Regions from separate parts of the Homo sapiens genome. Here region 2 is linked to region 1. The links are chromatin contacts, found by Hi-C in ENCODE. All regions are on one chromosome and are shown on one strand. Each heading gives the region's core, a stretch centred on a gene start or an enhancer-like site at or near the end of the contact. The rest is flanking DNA. Distances are from core to core; before and after follow the strand shown.

Region 1 (7,866 bases), core at 3,555-6,054:
CTAAATAAAGTTAAGACTGAAACATTGTAGAACTAACATTTAGCCTATGCTGTTTCAGGGAGGCCTGGCGTTCCTGAGGTGAAAGTGAGCTGTATCCCTTTGCGGTGATACTGAAGTGAGAATTATATAAAATTCAAAAACACTCTTACTAGTTGCATTAGACATGATTAAATTATCTTATGTATTCAGTTAAACGAAAGCCATATAGTGATACAAGGAAATTGCTTTGGAAGTTGGTATATGTATTAGTCCATTCTCACATAGCTGTAAAGAAAGACTACAGACTGGGTGGTTTATAAAGAAAAGAGACTTAATTGGCTCACGGTTCCACAGGCTGCACAGGAAGCATGGTGACCATCTGCTCCTGGGACGGCCTCAGGGAGCTTTTACTCATGGCAGAAGGCAAGATGGGAGTAGGCATCCTACATGGCAGGAGCAGGACTAAAAGAGGGGGAAGGTGCTACACACTTTTAAAACAACCAGATCTCGTGATCACTCACTCACTCACCATCACAAGAACAGCACCTGGAGTTGGGCTTAACCATTCATAAGAGCTCTGCCCTCATGATCCAGTCACCTCCCACCAGGCCCCTCCTCCAACACTGGGGATTACAATTCACCATGAGACCTGGGTGGGGACACAGATGCAAACCGTGTGAGTATATATGAGCTATGTGAGATGGGAAAGACAAGGATTGATGTTAGTGAAATAAATGCTTTGTGATCTGAAAGATACCGCATAAAACTGATGTTGTAGGCTTTACATGTGTGTCTTAAAGTTTTGGAGCCCCTGTGTGTGAAAGAATCTGCATCGCCTACATGCTGTACCAGTGTCATCCTTGGGTGAACGTTTCCCCTTGAATAACGGGGAGAGATTTCAAGGGTTTGCTCTGCTCTGCACTTCTGACAATAGCAGGAGATAGAGGAGAGCCCTTTCCTCTGCCCCTTCCAGGGTGCAGCCGTGTTCAGAGCATGTAACTGTCCAAATACCAAGTTCTGGGGTCCCACTTCTTCCCTTACTGAGTATGTAGACCGTAGGTTAGAGGGGCTTTGATTAGTCATTGAAAGTGGCTTTTCCCAAACTATTGTTATTATTATTATTATTATTAAGACTGAGTCTCACTCTTTTGCCCAGGCTGGAGTGCGGTGGCATGATCTTGGCTCACTGCAACCTCCACCTCCCAGGTTCAAGGGATTCTCCTGCCTCAGACTCCTGAGATTGCTGGGATTACTGGTGTGTGCCACCATGCCTGGCTCATTTTTTGGTACTTTTAGTAGAGATGGGGTTTCACCATGTTGGCCAGGCTGGTCTTGAACTCCTGACCTCAAGTAATCTGCCCGCCTTGGCCTCCCAAACTGCTGGGATTACAGGCGTGAGCCACCATGCCTGCCCCAAGCCAGTATTTTGAATTGTCCCATTGTTGTAGGCCCTGGAGATTTTTTTTTTTTTTTTAATTGCTGAGGGCAGTGCACAATGGATGAGAGGTTTGTTTTGCTTTTGGTAACCTGGGGGAAGTGCTTTTTGAAAGGGAGGTAGAAAAGGAGATTTGTTCTTGAGCAATTCAGTTTCACAAAGAATCTGTGGAGGTTAAGGTCTAGTGGCTGATTCCCATAAAACCAGTGGTTCTCTGTGTGTGGTCCCCAGATCAATAGCATCAGCTCTTTCAGGAACTTGTTAAAATGCAGATTCTTAGGCTGTACCTCAGCACAGTCAAATCCAGAACTCTGGGGGGCCTCCAGGTGATCCTGGCACAAACACGTCTGATCTTAGATGACCTTCCCTGACTCATTCATACAATGTCTAGATGATATAATGACTAGTTTTCCATAAACATTACTTTATTTGTATATATTTTGGAACCAATCTAATTAGTTTTCAACTGTATATGTACCACCTGATGAATAAAGATCCCGAATTGCCGAGTGAGGAATGACAGGAGCCGGAACCCTTGGGCATGACCCTAACCTCATGTCCCCCTGGGGTCCTCTCTTGGAGGGTATCCTGGAGCTCTGCGGGCAGCTCATGGGCATCTGAGCCAGGGTTGGGGTCTGCTGGAAAAGAGGTTAGTCCCTAGATGTTTCCCAAACCTGGACCACCTAATGACAGCTCCTGAGGCGGGTGTACATGTCGCCTTTAGGAAAAAGACCAGACCATCATCCTGTCTCCCTTGGACTTGTATGATTTTAACCAGGTTCCTTTATTCTTGCAATTTCATGTCTACTTCTGATCCTTTTGAAATGTAACCATTACTAAAGTACAAATCAAATGAAGACACTTCCTAGCTTAAAATTAAGACCCGTAAGGTCTTAATGGTCTTTTGCCTTTGGAAACAGTCCCGAGGTTTCATCCGGCCTTGCGTCCTCTCCTGCCTCTGAGTTTCCTAAGCCCTGCCCCAAGCTGTGCAGATGTCCCTTCAGCAACCACAGATGAGGCAAGGGACCTTGCTGAGGAAGGATTCTCCTTTCATGCCACCCAAAAAATTAACATTAATTTTGACGTTGCTTTTTCCTACAACATGAGCTACACAGCCCGTCCTATCCTGTCCTCAGGATATTCATCTGTGTTGATGACTGAGCTGTCCCTCGGTCAGTGTGGACGAGAGGGCCGTCCTGGGTCTCTGTGGATGAGCGAGCTGCTGCCTGAGTCACTACTGCTTTTAATTGTTTAGGGTCCCTCTTCCTGTATTATAATTTCTTATTTAGTCACTGTGAGCTCTGTGAGAACTGAGCTGTTTGTCACTATCTCCCCAGGCCCTTGTGGAGAATTAATAAATACTTGTCCTTTTATTTTCTTAATACAACATTTTAAATTCATCAGCCTCTGTAGCAAACAGTATGAGATATCTCAGAGAACTGAAAATAGAGTTACCATTGGATCCAGCAGTCTTACTATTGTGTTTCTACCCAAAGGAAGAGAAATCGTATTAAAAGCATTTGTAGCTTCATTCCAGCACTATTCATAATAGCAAAGATGAAATCAACTTATGTGTCTATCAGTGGATGATTGATTAAAGAAAATGTGGAATGTAAATACTTGTTTGTTAAGTACACTAACCACACCTTATTTCTGGATATTTCTCTGGTATTTATTAATGCCCCTCCCCCCACCCCGTCTCTTGCATTGTAGTTTGGGGCGGAATTCCGAAGGTTCTCTCTGGACCGTCATAAGCCTGGGAAGTTTGAAGATTTCTACAAGCTGGTTGTGCACACCCACCATATCTCCAACAGTGATGTAACTATTGGCTATGCAGATGTGCACGGAGACCTGCTGCCCATCAACAATGATGACAACTTCTGCAAGGCGGTTTCTAGTGCAAATCCCCTGCTCAGGGTCTTCATCCAGAAACGAGGTACTGAAGTGGTTGAGTGGCCGGCTGGTCTTGTTGAGAAATCATTTTTAAAATACAGTTTTCAATTTTTTCTGTCATTACAGGACTATGTGGTTCGTTTTCTAACCTGTAGTAGGAGATTAAAGAAATTAAAAATTGTTTCATCAGCATTAATAGACAAAATACTAAACTGTGTTTTCTACTTTAAATGATATTGACTTCTGACTTTTAAATACTGAAGAAAGAATAATATTGATACTTCCAGTCATTTAACTAGAAGTGAAATGACTCAGTGATAAGGAGGCTTGAGTCAGTGGCCTCAGAATGAAACTTGGGGTTACGGTGCATGCCCTCCATCATCTTGTTAGGAGGAGGGAGCATGTTAGCTTTCGATGATAACTTTGGTTAACTTTTAGCTCTGAGGCCCAGTTTCGCTATAAGTAATAATATCATTTTATGTTAAAATAAATTACTAACATAGGTTAATGGCTGAAAGGGAAGGGGTGCCCTACTGCTGACTTATTGTGGGACCTCATACTGCTCACGTCTCTGGACTGCATTTAGATTTTTTTTCCATCTCCAAACTTCGGAGAACCTTGTTGTTTCAAAATAATATGCTGAAAGAAAGAAGCACCTGCAGGTGAGGCTTGATATTGGGAAAATGGCATTTTTATAACTGACTGCCTCTCCTTTGGGCGGCCCCACGGTGCAGGTGGTGAACACTGACCACCTCAAGGAACCAAGCAGCCAGTGGTGACAGTTGCAAGGTGAGGTTGCAGTGTGCCCTGTCTGCCCTCATGGATCTGCTGCCAGAGTCTCTGGGACAGCTAGGAGAGGTTTCCCGGAGGAAAGGCTGAGCTGAGACTAGAGGAAGCAGCAGCAGGGTGCTGGGTGGGAGGCGGGCTGGGCGAGTTCTCAGACGAGGCCCTCCGCCTCCTTCACCCCAGCGTCCTGCTTTGCAAAACGAGGGTCCTCATAGTAACCCCCATCCAGTTTCTGTGAGGGTGATGCTGAGCAGCGTGCTGCCAGCTCCTCGTCCCTGCTCTGTAAATACTAGCTATGGCTGTTATTCCCATTTGTGGTGATGAAGGGAACGGCAGGAGACTCGTTGACCTCACTTCAGACAGATTCTCTGGCACAAGATCAGAACACTCTGCATCTGCAGTTCTCACTGGGCCTGGGTATCCTGCTGACGGTGCTGAGAAGTCAACACAGCTGTCACTTCCTCACAGTGGCCTGGGGGACGGGCTGAGCTTCAGCTTCCACATCAGTCCTTCGGGGTTGCTGGGGGCAAGGACCCTCGCTGTCTCTGCATGGCTCTGCACAGCCTCCAGCGTGCCACACCTCGGTCCTCTGTATGCTGCCCTCTGCAGTGGCTGCTTGCTGCTTGGCTGGTCCTGGAATGGAGGCCTGTGCCCCCTGCCCCCTGCCCTGGAACTCTCTACCCCTTCACATTGCCTGGGTGTCTGTATCTGTTCACAGGCTGCCTTCTCAGGAAGGCCTGGTCTCAGCTGCTTGATCTGATGAGCCCGTGTTCCCCTCTGCCTGTCGTCCTCTGTCCTCTTACTCGGCTTCCTCTGGGCTCTGTCCATTGCTCCCAGAGCTGGTTTGCCGTCTGTCTCCACCCGACCAGGAGCGTAGGGTGGGGGTGTGTTCCTGGCTGTGCCCCTGCCATCCCAGGTCACAGCATTTGCTCACATGGTGTGGGGTGAGCAATGGTGTGAAGAAGGTGTGTAAACTGCAGATGTGCGCACAGGCTTTGTTGCCCATCGTGCAGGAAACAAGTCTTTTTGTCCCGCTGACTGTGGAGCTGGGGTGAAGGCCAGCAGAAGGCACTGTGCCCTTTGGAGGTGGGCCCCAGGCGTCTTGGCACCCTCTACTGGGGATGCATCAAAGCTGGGCTGGGACCAGAAAGTGGGCTTGTGTGTTGCCCATGGGAACGTGCTAACCTCCAGCAGCAGCTCGGACACTCTGCCTCTTTCCAGCTTGCTGGCTGGGGCCCTGTGTTCAGTCTTCATCATTTATTTTTCCTTCTTCCTCTGCCCTCAGAGTAGTAGCCCAGTTTAACTAGCTGGCTCAGGGTTTCTCAGTCTCTCGTGGTTATAGCGTGAGCGTGTCGCCAGCAGCCCCTGCCTTCCTCTGTCATGTTACAGTGTGGAGCTAGGGAGACCTGAACTCAGACCCCACCTTCTCCCTGGCTTTGTGACACAAACACACGCCTCATCCCGCAGAGCTCTACCGTCCTCATCTGTGGCACGGGTGGTAGTGCCTGTCTCTGGGGTTGTTGTCAGAGCTTAACAGCGACATCTGCTGATGACAAGCCCTTCACTGGCCCCTCGGTCCTGTCTTTGGGAAAATCAGAGCTGCCTCTCGCTGTCCTCAGTGGATTTGACTGTAAAGATGACGACATTCCAGGTGGCAGTCAGGGGCAGTTGTTTCCGGTGCACAGTCAGGCACCCTCCCTGCATAGTAATCTGTGCTGATGTTTCATAATCTGTGTGTTTGCGTTTGGGGCAGAGCTGAGGCCCCTGAGAGGCAACACTCAATCCCACAGCCTTTTTACTGCAGCAGGGGTGTCGAGGGGTCAGTCACGGTCATGCTATTTTCAAGATTCTACTGCAGCCGTACCCACTGTGTCATTTACTTAATAACTTTCTGTACACGGACGTATTTTATTTAAATATATGTTAAGAGGGAATTTACTATCACAGAGGAAAAGTCAGCATTCTCCTAATACATGTTGGAATAAACCCACAATTATGTTTTAAAAAATTAATCTGTTGCTCAGCCAGGCATGGTGGCTCACGCCTGTAATCCCAGCACTTTGGGAGGCCGAGGCGGGTGGATCACTTGAGGTCAGGAGTTCGAGACAAGCCTGGCCAACATGGTGAAACCCTATCTCTACTAAAAAATATATAAATCATCCAGGTGTAGTGGCATGTGCCTGTAGTCCCAGCTACTCGTGAGGCTGAGGCAGGAGAAATCGCTTGAACCCAGGAGGCAGAGGTTGCAGTGAGCCAAGATTGCACCACTGCCCTCCAGCCTGGGTGACAGAGCGAAACTCCGTCTCAGAAAAAAAGAAAAATTAATCTGTTGCTTAAAATAATCTCTTCCTCCAAACCATACAAAGACACAGTGATAAACTACAGAACAGCATTCCTTTATGAATGTAGATGTAAAAACCCTTCAGCAAAATACTAGCACATGGAAAAATGCACCCACACAAAAAGTACACGAATGTTCATAGTAACATTATTCACAATATCCATAAGGCGAGAACAGCCCACGCGTCCATCAGCTGATAAATGGATAAAAAAGTGTGCGCATGTGCGTGTGTGTCTAGTCATGCAGTGGAATGTTATCGAGCCATGAAAAATGATGCGCTGACACATGCTACAGATGGATGAACCTCAGAAACCGTATGTTTAAGAGTGAGAGAAGCCGGACATAAAAGTTCCCATATTGTATGATGACTTTGGAAGTTGATTCTCATTATTCAAGGACTGTGTATTGATGAAATGTTGTGACCAGAGGCTAACAGGAACCTAACCCTGTGTCCCCCGGAAGCAATGGTTCTATGCTCAGTAATTCAGTGACCATGTCAACTTTAGAGAACAAACTACTACACGTGACAAGAATCCTCTGTAATGTGAAAAGTCCAGAATGGGCAAATCCATAGACTCATGGTTGCCAGGGGCTGAGAGGTGGGGAGAATTGGGAGGGAGGGGGTTTCTTTCTGGAGTGATAGAAATGTTCTAGAACTAGAGATTTGCATAAATACCAACAACCATTGAATTCTACACTTTAAATGGGTGAAGTTTATGTGAATTATTTCGGAATAAAGCTGTTAAAAATAGAAAGGACTGTCTACCTTACCAGGGCGGACAGGCTGATGATCAGACCCCTGGATCTGAGCCATGGCCCTGGGTAAGGTTTTCTGGGTTTATCTCCAGCCTTTATTTCCAAAATTCAGCCATTCTCCATATGTGAATACTTTGACTTTTTAATAAACATATTTGTTCAAAACTTTAAAAAAAAATCCTCTCTTCCCCTGGTAATAGGAAACTTCCTGTGCTTCTCTGAGAGGGCTCCAAGCCTGGTGAGTGCCCCAGGTGGGCACAGGAGTGTGGCATCCCCAGCTGTCTCCCTGTCCTCACTGGGAAGGCACTCAGCACAGCCCAATGGGACTAGCTGGGCCTGTCACTTTGTTACCAATAAAAATGAGATATTTTCATATCCTGTGGTAGTTGCATTCCAATATCCTAAATATCATTTACAGTAATCATTATTTAAAAACAACGGTACATATTGTTATTTAATGCATGAATAAGAAAAGTAATCTGTCACACATTTGTTTTACTATTCTGATAATTGTCTTCAAAATAATTTCCTCTATAATCCCCTGTGCTTTATTTTATGCCTTTAGGAACGTTATTTTGAGAAAGGTGTTCCCTAGCATCATCAGATTGCTAAAGGGCTCTCGGCTTATACCAGGTTAAGAGCCCCACTTGCAGAGAGGCTGCATTTGAGGCTCAGA
Region 2 (7,866 bases), core at 2,443-4,942, 250 kb after region 1:
AAGTTTCTGTTGACTTATCTTCATATTCACTGATTCTTTCCTTCATTCTGTCTAGTCAACTAATGAGCATTCTTTATTTCTATTGTGTTTTTGACTTCTAGCATTTTTTTTTTATTATTGTTTCCATCTTTCTGCTGATATCACCTATCTGGTCTTGCATGTTGTCTAATTTTTCTGCTAAAGCCAGTTTATCCAGGAGTTTCTGCTCTGGGTGAGCAGCTCTCAGGTGCTGTCTCTCCCTGGATGTGCCTGTCTCTTCAGAGCAGGGTGCCAGTTTGTCTGGCAGCCTTAGTTCTCTGATGGGCCCATGAAAGGCTGCCCTGCTATTCTTTGCTGTAAGGATGGGGGTGGTGACTGCCAAGCACGTCACATGACACCAGTTGAAGTTGCGGAACTTCTGAGCCAGGCTCCTAAAGTGAGACTTCCAATCCACCTTCCGTACAGGTTTCCTTAAAAAATGGGGTGCGCGACCAGCAAGGTGGCTCACTCCTGTAATCCCAGCACTTTGGGAGGCCTAGGTGAGAGGATCCTTTGAAGCCAGGAGTTCAAAGACCAAACTGGCCAACATAGTGAGCTCCCCGTCTCTATAAAATAAATAAATAAAATAAAAAGAAATAGGCTGAGTGAGAAACAGTGGCTCCAATCTTCCTCTGATGTCCCAGCTCTCAGAACAAGGTTGCTTTGTTTGCTTTTCCTTTTATAAGCACCATGTGTTAGGCAAATTCTTAAGTGGTTCCCTGAGGTATTCATGCTCCTACGTGACACCTTAATCTGCACCGGGCCAACCCAGTGACCTGTTTCTCATGAGCAGAGCCTGGAAAGCATGAGGCACAGCTCTGCTTCCTCTGTGTCACAGCTCTGATCTTGTCAGTCACTCATTGGCTCCTGCAACAAATGACCACAGCTAAGTGGCTTTTACAACAGCAGAAGTTTATTCCTTCACAGCTCTGGAGGCCAAAAGTCCAAAATCACTTTTAATGTGCTGAAATCAAGGCATTGGCAGGGCCAGGCTCCCTCGCATGGCTCCTGGGGAGAATCTGCTCCTTGTTTCTGGGGCCTCTGGTGGCTCCGGCGTTACTTGGCTTGGGACTGCATCACGTCAATTTTCAAGGCCCCATCTTCATCTCTGCTCCATCTTCCCATGGCCCTCTCTTCTGTGTGGCACCAAATTTCCTTCTGCCTCCCTCTTACAAAGATGCATGTGGCCGGGCACGCTGGCTCATGCCTGTCATCCCAGCACTTTGAGAGGCCAAGGCAGGAGGATCGCTTGAGGCCAGGAGTTCAAGACCAGCCTGGCCAACACAGAGACCCTGTCTCTGTTGTATGTATTTATTTTTGAGATAGGGTCTCACTTTGTCACCGAGGCTAGAGTGCAGTGGTGCGATCCTGGCTCACTGCTGCCTCAACCTCCTGGCCTCAAGCAATCCTTCCACCTCAGGAGTAGCTGGGACTACAGGTGCACACTACCATGCCCAGATAATTTTTCTATCTTTTGTAGAGACGAGGTCTCACCATGTTGCTCAGGCTGGTCTCGAACTCCTGGGCTCAAGAGATTTACCTGCCTCAGGCTCCCAAAGTGCTGGGATTATAGGCGTGAGCCACAGTGTTTAGGGCCCACCTGGATAATCCAGGACAATCTCTCTATCTCAAGATCCTTAATGACATTAGAAAAAAAAATTGTTTTCCCATACGAGGTAATATTTACAGGTTGCCTGGATTAGGACTTGATGGCTTTATAAGGGCCATTTTCCAGCTGTGCATGGCTTGGTCGGCTTCTCTTGTTTGCAGGAAGCTATGTGACAAGCGCAGCACCTGCAATGAGCTGTGATTGGCTGATGTAGACTGGGGGTGGGGGCTCGGACCCCCGGCAGGTGGTGTTCGAAAAGGTACAAACTCACTCTGCAGTCATCAACTCACCTTTCGGGGTGCCTCTGAGGCGTGAGGCCTGTGGGGTGACGTCCGAGCATGCCAGATTTCGTCCACTGAGCCGGGCTCCTGGAGGCCCCGTGCACAGATGCAGCTCTAGGCCCCAGGCTGCGGGCACAATTTGCCCCATGCCTCCACAGCCTCTGGATTTAAGATAACCGAGGATAGCGTCTGGGACCCCAGTGCTCCCGTGAGGGTCAAGGAGGTCCGGAGCTTACTCCAACCTCCAGGGCAGAGAGGACAGATGATCCCAAAGGCTGCTGGGCTCAGGCTAGGGCGCGGCTGAGCAGGGGCAGCTGCTTTTTCTCTCCCAGGCTTCCTGCTGTGCCTTTTACTCACCTCTACGTTCCTGGTGCTGGGGCTCCGCAGCGCTGGCTCTAAAGAAGTTCCAACGCCAGCCTGGGGGCGCAAGGCAGGAGCGCCCTGTTTCCTCGATTGTTGGGGATTTGCTCCTAGTTAGGTGGTGACTGTCCTTATGATCCCCCATAAAACCAGTCGGGCAGGGGGCAGGGGGCAGGGGGCCGGGATCGTGGAGAAGAGGCCGCGGCTGGCGGGGAAGCAACCCTCAGCGTGGACCCCTCAACCTCGCGGCTCGCCCCTTACCCGTGCACCCCTCGCCTCACACCCCCGCGCCCCTCACCCACGCGTCCCTCACCCTACACACACCCGCCCATCACTCGCGCACCCTTCACCCCTCACCCACGCTCCCCTCACCCTTCACCGGCGCGCCCCTCACCCCTCACCCCTCACCCAGGCGCCCCTCACCCTTCACTCGCGCATCACTCACCCCTCACCCCTCACCCACGCTCCCCTCACCCCTCACCCCTCACCCGCGCTCCCCTCACCCCTCACCCGCGCGCCCCTCACCCCTCACCCGCGCTCCCCTCACACTTCACCCGCGCTCCCCTCACTCTTCACCCGCGCGCCCCTCATCCACGCGCCCCTCGCCCTCAGTCCTCACCCGCGCGGGCCAAGAGGGTCCCGGGCGAGGGCAGCTCCCCGCGGGCGGGTGTGGGGCTCGGAGTTGGCTTGGCACGCGAGGCCGGCAGCAGGGCCCGGGCTTCACGCACGCCTGGCCCCCGAGTCTGTCTTGAGGCTCAGGAGCTGCCTTTTCTGCAAATAGGCGCCCAACGGTTCAGCCCGGAGAACTACACGGGGATGGGGAGAGGCCGCCCCGCGTTTCTGCAGCGACAGCGACCGTGGCCGCAACCACGATAATGACAATGGCCACGGTGACGGCCGCGCGTCCAGCCGGCCCCCCGGCGACGGCCCCGGCGCATCTGCTCGTGGGGCACTTGCATCGGAGCGGAGACCCGCGGGGGGCGCTCCGTTTCCCGAGACCCCGGCCGCCTCTGGGCGCTGCAAACTCCGAGCCGGGTCCCCGGGTCTCCTGGGTCAGGACAGAGCTGGACGAGACTCGTCCCCGGGTGGCCCGCATTCAGGACACGCGTGAGAGGGGCGTCCGGACCCCGCGCCCCCGGCCCTCCAGGACGACGCCCTCCGCTTGGATGGCCGCGCGCCGGGACAGCTGGAGACGGGTTAACGTGGGCGCCAGGCCTGAGGGACCGGCCCCGCCCGGCTGGTATTTCCCGACCGGGCGGGAGGAGCCACGCGCCCCCACCGCCCCGACAGCCCCGGCTCCCGGCCCCGCCTGCGCCCGCCCTGCCCAGCGCGCTCTAGGACACCGCGGCGCCTCCGCGCAGCTCCGGCGTGGGCGGGGCCCGGCATTGTGACGTCACGGGGCGGGGTTTCCCGGCGCCTGAGCGGACTGACGCCGAGACGCGCGCGGGTCAGCGGCGCGGGGACGCGGGGCGCTGGGCGCGGGGCTGGGGGCGCAGGTAAGGAGCGCGGGGGCGGCGCGGGGTCCTCGGGGGGCGGCCTAGGGCGGCCGAGGACGCAGGGCCGGGGCAGTTGGTCGCGGCCTTCAGTCCCCTGGCTTGGTCCTGTGGGGTCCCCGGCCCGGCACCTCCTCCCGCGAGCCGTGCGCCCCCATCCTGGGCCTGCGCCCCCTTCCCCCGAGCCGTGCGCCCCCATGCTAGGCCCTGTGACCCTCCCCCGAACAGTGCGCCCCGATCCTGGGCCCTGCGCCCCCTCCCCCACCCCATCCCGGGGCGCGCGTGGACCCCCGCCGGCTAAGCGCACCCGGGCGGTGACCCCAGGGGCTTCGCCCGTCCTCGACCCCGGCGCTGGGACCCCTCCCCAGCCCCCTCCGGGAGCGTCTCGGGACCCCCAGACACCCCCCCGTCCCAGGCAGGGGCCGCTCCTCGCGCGCCCCGGGCCCCGGTCGCCCCCGCTCTGCCTCGGGTCCTGCGGCTGGCGCGGGTCGGGTCGGGTCCGTGCGCGCCGCCCCAGCCTCCCTGGGCGGAACTCGAGCAGCTCCCCGCTCCCCGCAGGCCCCGAGGCCGCAGGAGCGCGCGGAGCGGCGATGAGCAGGCGGCCGGTGGCCCGCGGGGCGCGGAGCCCGTGACAGCCTCGGCCAGGCGGGCGCTGCGATGGAGGCCGAGGGCCTGGACTGGCTCCTGGTGCCACTGCACCAGCTGGTGTCCTGGGGCGCGGCCGCGGCCATGGTCTTCGGAGGGGTGGTGCCCTACGTCCCGCAGTATCGGGACATTCGCAGGACGCAGAACGCCGACGGCTTCTCCACCTACGTGTGCCTGGTGCTGCTGGTGGCCAACATTTTGCGGATACTCTTCTGGTAAGTTGGGGGCTTGCTTTCCTGGGCTGCACCCGGAGAAGAGGGTTTCTCCTTTGGGGTTTCTGGTTGAGGCCGGGGGAGCAGCAGGGTCCACACCTCCCTGCTGGGCCAGCGTCCCACTCTGCCGTGGATGGGGTACGTGGCTGCAGGCAAGTCACTTCTTAGGGTGAGATTATTTTTCCAGAAAAACGGTGGGGTTGGAGCACAGAATCTCAGAGAAAATCTCCAGATCCGCCTCCTTGCATGATGTTCCACATGGGTACTTAGCAGGGACCTCTCAGCTGGGCACTGGCCTAGGCCTGCCTGTGGAGAGGAGCCGTTCCTGCCCTCCTTTTTCATGTTGTATAGTTTTTCTTTGTTGTTTTGAGAGAGGGTCTTGCTCTGTGGTCCAGGCTGAAGTGCATGATGACATGACAGCTCACCGCAGTCTCCACGTTCCTGGGCTCAGGTGATCCTCCCATCTCAGCCTCCCGAGTAGCTGGGACCACAGGCGCACCACCACACCCGGCTAATTGTTTTTTTTGTATTTTTTGTAGAGACAGGGGAGTGGGGGGTTGTCTCACTTTGTTGCCCAGGCTGGTCTCGAACTCCTGGCCTCAAGCATCCCTCCCCACTGGGCCTCTGAAAGGGCTGGGATTACAAGCTGAGCCACGGCGCCTGGCCTGCCTTATTTAAATAGGAAGTCACTCTCTCTGGAGACTGTCTTGTTCCTCTCCCCAACTTCCTCTTTGTATTTGTATTAGGCTAAGGAAATTGAAATTAATTTTAACAGTTGTTGAAGGCAGACATAATTGGGAGGGTGAGTTTTCAGAGGAAATGAGGTCTCACAGCTGCATTCTAAGGCCAAAAACGTCTGAAATTTTTCTTTCTTCTGGGTGATCCCAGCCTCTCTGTCCGGGCAGATTGGAAGGTGTCTGCTGCTCTTCCTATGAAGAGGGCCTGGTGGAGGGGTGGAGAGAAGGAGTCCAGGCAGCTGGTGTCAAGAACTCTGCTTCTGACTCTGGTCACTGAGTAATCACGTACCTGCTTCTTTGCCTGTTAGTTTTGTTTTGTTTTTTTTTGAGACAGAGTCTTGCTCTGTCGCCAGGCTGGAGTGCAGTGGTACAATCTCGGCTCACTGCAGCCTCTGACTCCTGGGTTCAAGTGATTCTCCTGCCTCAGCCTCCTGAGTAGCTGGGACTACAGGTGCCTGCCACCATACCCAGGTAATTTTTGTATTTTTAGTAGAGACCAGGTTTCACCATGTTGACCAGGATGGTCTCGATCCCTTGACCTCATGATCCACCCACCTTGACCTCCCAAAGTGTTGGGATTACAGGCGTGAGCCACCGCGCCTGGCCCGCCTGTTAGTTTTTAAGTCAACCTTATTGAGGTGTGATTTGCATTCCATGAAATACACCCCTTTCGTGTCCATTTGATGAGTTCTGATGCTGAGGTGTCCCGTGTTCATGAGCCGGGGTGCTCCCTGCTCCGTGGCCTTCATCCCAGCCCTGGCCATGGGCAGCCATTGGTCCATGTGTCCCTGGGTGTTAGTTTTGCCCCTGCCAGGGATTTTTAGGTGAGCGAGTGGGTTGGCTGCCTCTTCCCCAGAGTTGTCTCTGAGGCAGGGAGGTTTGTCCCCTGCAACGACCTCGGAGGAGGATTTTGGGTCCGAGTCCCGTCTCGAGGTTTGTCTCTGGGCCAGGCTGCATCTGAGGGAGGTTCAGGGGTGCTCATTTTGGAGACTCCTTCTTTCTTTCCCATCGCCTGCTTTGGAGACGTGGCTGGCGGTGCTGCAGTGGCCTCAGTGAGCGTAAGGTTGACTGGAAGTAGGTTTCTAATTGTCTAATGCTGTTGTTTACTTTGAGTGCATGTTGTGGGGGTTGGGGAGACGCTGGTCGGCAGGCCACCTGCTACAGCCCCAGCTCACGTGTGTGTTGTGAAGGAGCGCTGCACTCGTCTTCAGGGTTATAGAATAAATTCTCTCCAAAATAATGGAGGAAAATTGCCTGAGAGTGGATAACCATACGGGAAAGAAGTTCCGCTTAGAGGTTTCCCTCCCCAGTATGCTCATAGTTCAAAGTTGCTAAAAGAAAATAAATTAGGTTGGGCACGGTGGCCCGCTCCTGTAATTCCAGCACTTTTGGAGGCCGGGGTGGGAGGATCACTTGAGGCCAGGAGTTCAAGACCAACCAACGCAACACAGCAAGACACCGTCTCTACAAAAAATTGAAACATTAGCTTAGGTGTGGGGGCATTACCTGTAGTCCTAGCTACTTGCGAGGCTGTGAAAGGAGGATCACTTAAGCCCAGGAATTCGAGGCTGCAGTGAGCTGTCCTCCAGTCTGGCCAACAGAGAGAGACCCTGTCTCAAAAAAAGAAAGAAAAGAATCTATCTAATGTCCATCTAAGTATCGGTTTGGAGAAGTCAGAGATTAACCCAGTTTCCTGGTGCCATCTTGTCATTGCCTCATGACCTAACTGGCACTGACGTAGAGGTTTGAAGCTGGAACTGGGAGTTCTTGCTTACAGGCCTTGGAGAGACACTTGAGCTCTTTCTTTGTGGAGCACAGGGCAGCCTTCCAGGGAATTCTGAACTTTGTCCATGGGTCTCTTCATAGAATCAACATCCTGGGCTGTCCTGGTCATGCATGGCTTCTGTGACCACTGAGTGCACACGCAGGGCCCCAGTGTGTTCCAGAAGATGGTGGGATGAAAGCGGGGAGAGCAGAGGGCGCTCGTTCCTGCTGGGCGTCCCTCCAGCCTGAGGATGCGCCATCCCTGCACTCCACACAGCGAAGCCCACCTCCCTACCTACCACACATCCTCTTGTGCCCACCCGGTCCCCAGGTCCTGCTGTGCAGAGGGGGATGATGACCCCTTCTGTTTCTCTCTTGGGAGCCTCTTGTGACCCCCCACTCCTGGCTTCCCCTCTCCAGGCTTTGTAGGTTCACAGCCTCTTTGATTTCATGGTTTGTAGGGCAGAGGATTTGTGCTTTAGCAGAAGTGACACGCGGGATGCATCACACACAACCCCAGCTCCACGCATGCGCAGGCACACTCGGTGTTTGGGTTGGGGGTGGTGGGAGCAGGAGAGCAGAGGTGGGGCGGGGGCAGGCTCCGGTGAGAAGGGGCTGGGGTGGGGGCAGAGAGCAGAGGTGGGGCTGGGCTGGGCTCTGGTGAGAAGGGGCGGGAGACGGGGAGAGCAGAGGTGGAGTTCGAATCTTCACGCCTCCAAAGCTGTTGGGGCATGGTCCTCAGAGCTC

What was found. Hi-C counts contacts between places; a loop is a spot of excess contacts on that map. Pooled maps may share reads with other maps.
Region 2: a loop to region 1 is called in a pooled map, with 2.9 times the contacts of the local background. The contact joins the promoter of SLC66A2 here to the enhancer-like site in region 1. A Hi-C loop is called at or near these places in 2 of 37 single-sample maps with no recorded cell type and 7 of 50 pooled maps.

What each region holds. Positions count from the first base shown.
Region 1 is chr18:80,198,194-80,206,059 of GRCh38, reverse strand. It overlaps PARD6G (par-6 family cell polarity regulator gamma), which reads left to right. Exons shown (of 3, transcript NM_032510.4): 2 at 3,128-3,350. Among named protein-coding and RNA genes, the nearest start is that of PARD6G, 45 kb to the left of the region's middle. Within about 2 kb of position 4,804, at least 3 of the 41 ENCODE cell types and tissues checked have a DNase peak (open chromatin) inside an H3K27ac peak, as active enhancers do.
Region 2 is chr18:79,947,479-79,955,344 of GRCh38, reverse strand. SLC66A2 (solute carrier family 66 member 2) reads left to right here and starts at 3,692. Exons shown (of 6, transcript NM_025078.5): 1 at 3,692-3,764; 2 at 4,320-4,621. The coding sequence starts at 4,419. It overlaps LOC124904336 (a long non-coding RNA gene), which reads right to left and starts at 2,536. Exons shown (of 2, transcript XR_007066429.1): 1 at 2,266-2,536; 2 at 1-2,069. RefSeq lists silencers at 3,161-3,210, 3,341-3,850, 4,171-4,250, 4,291-4,410.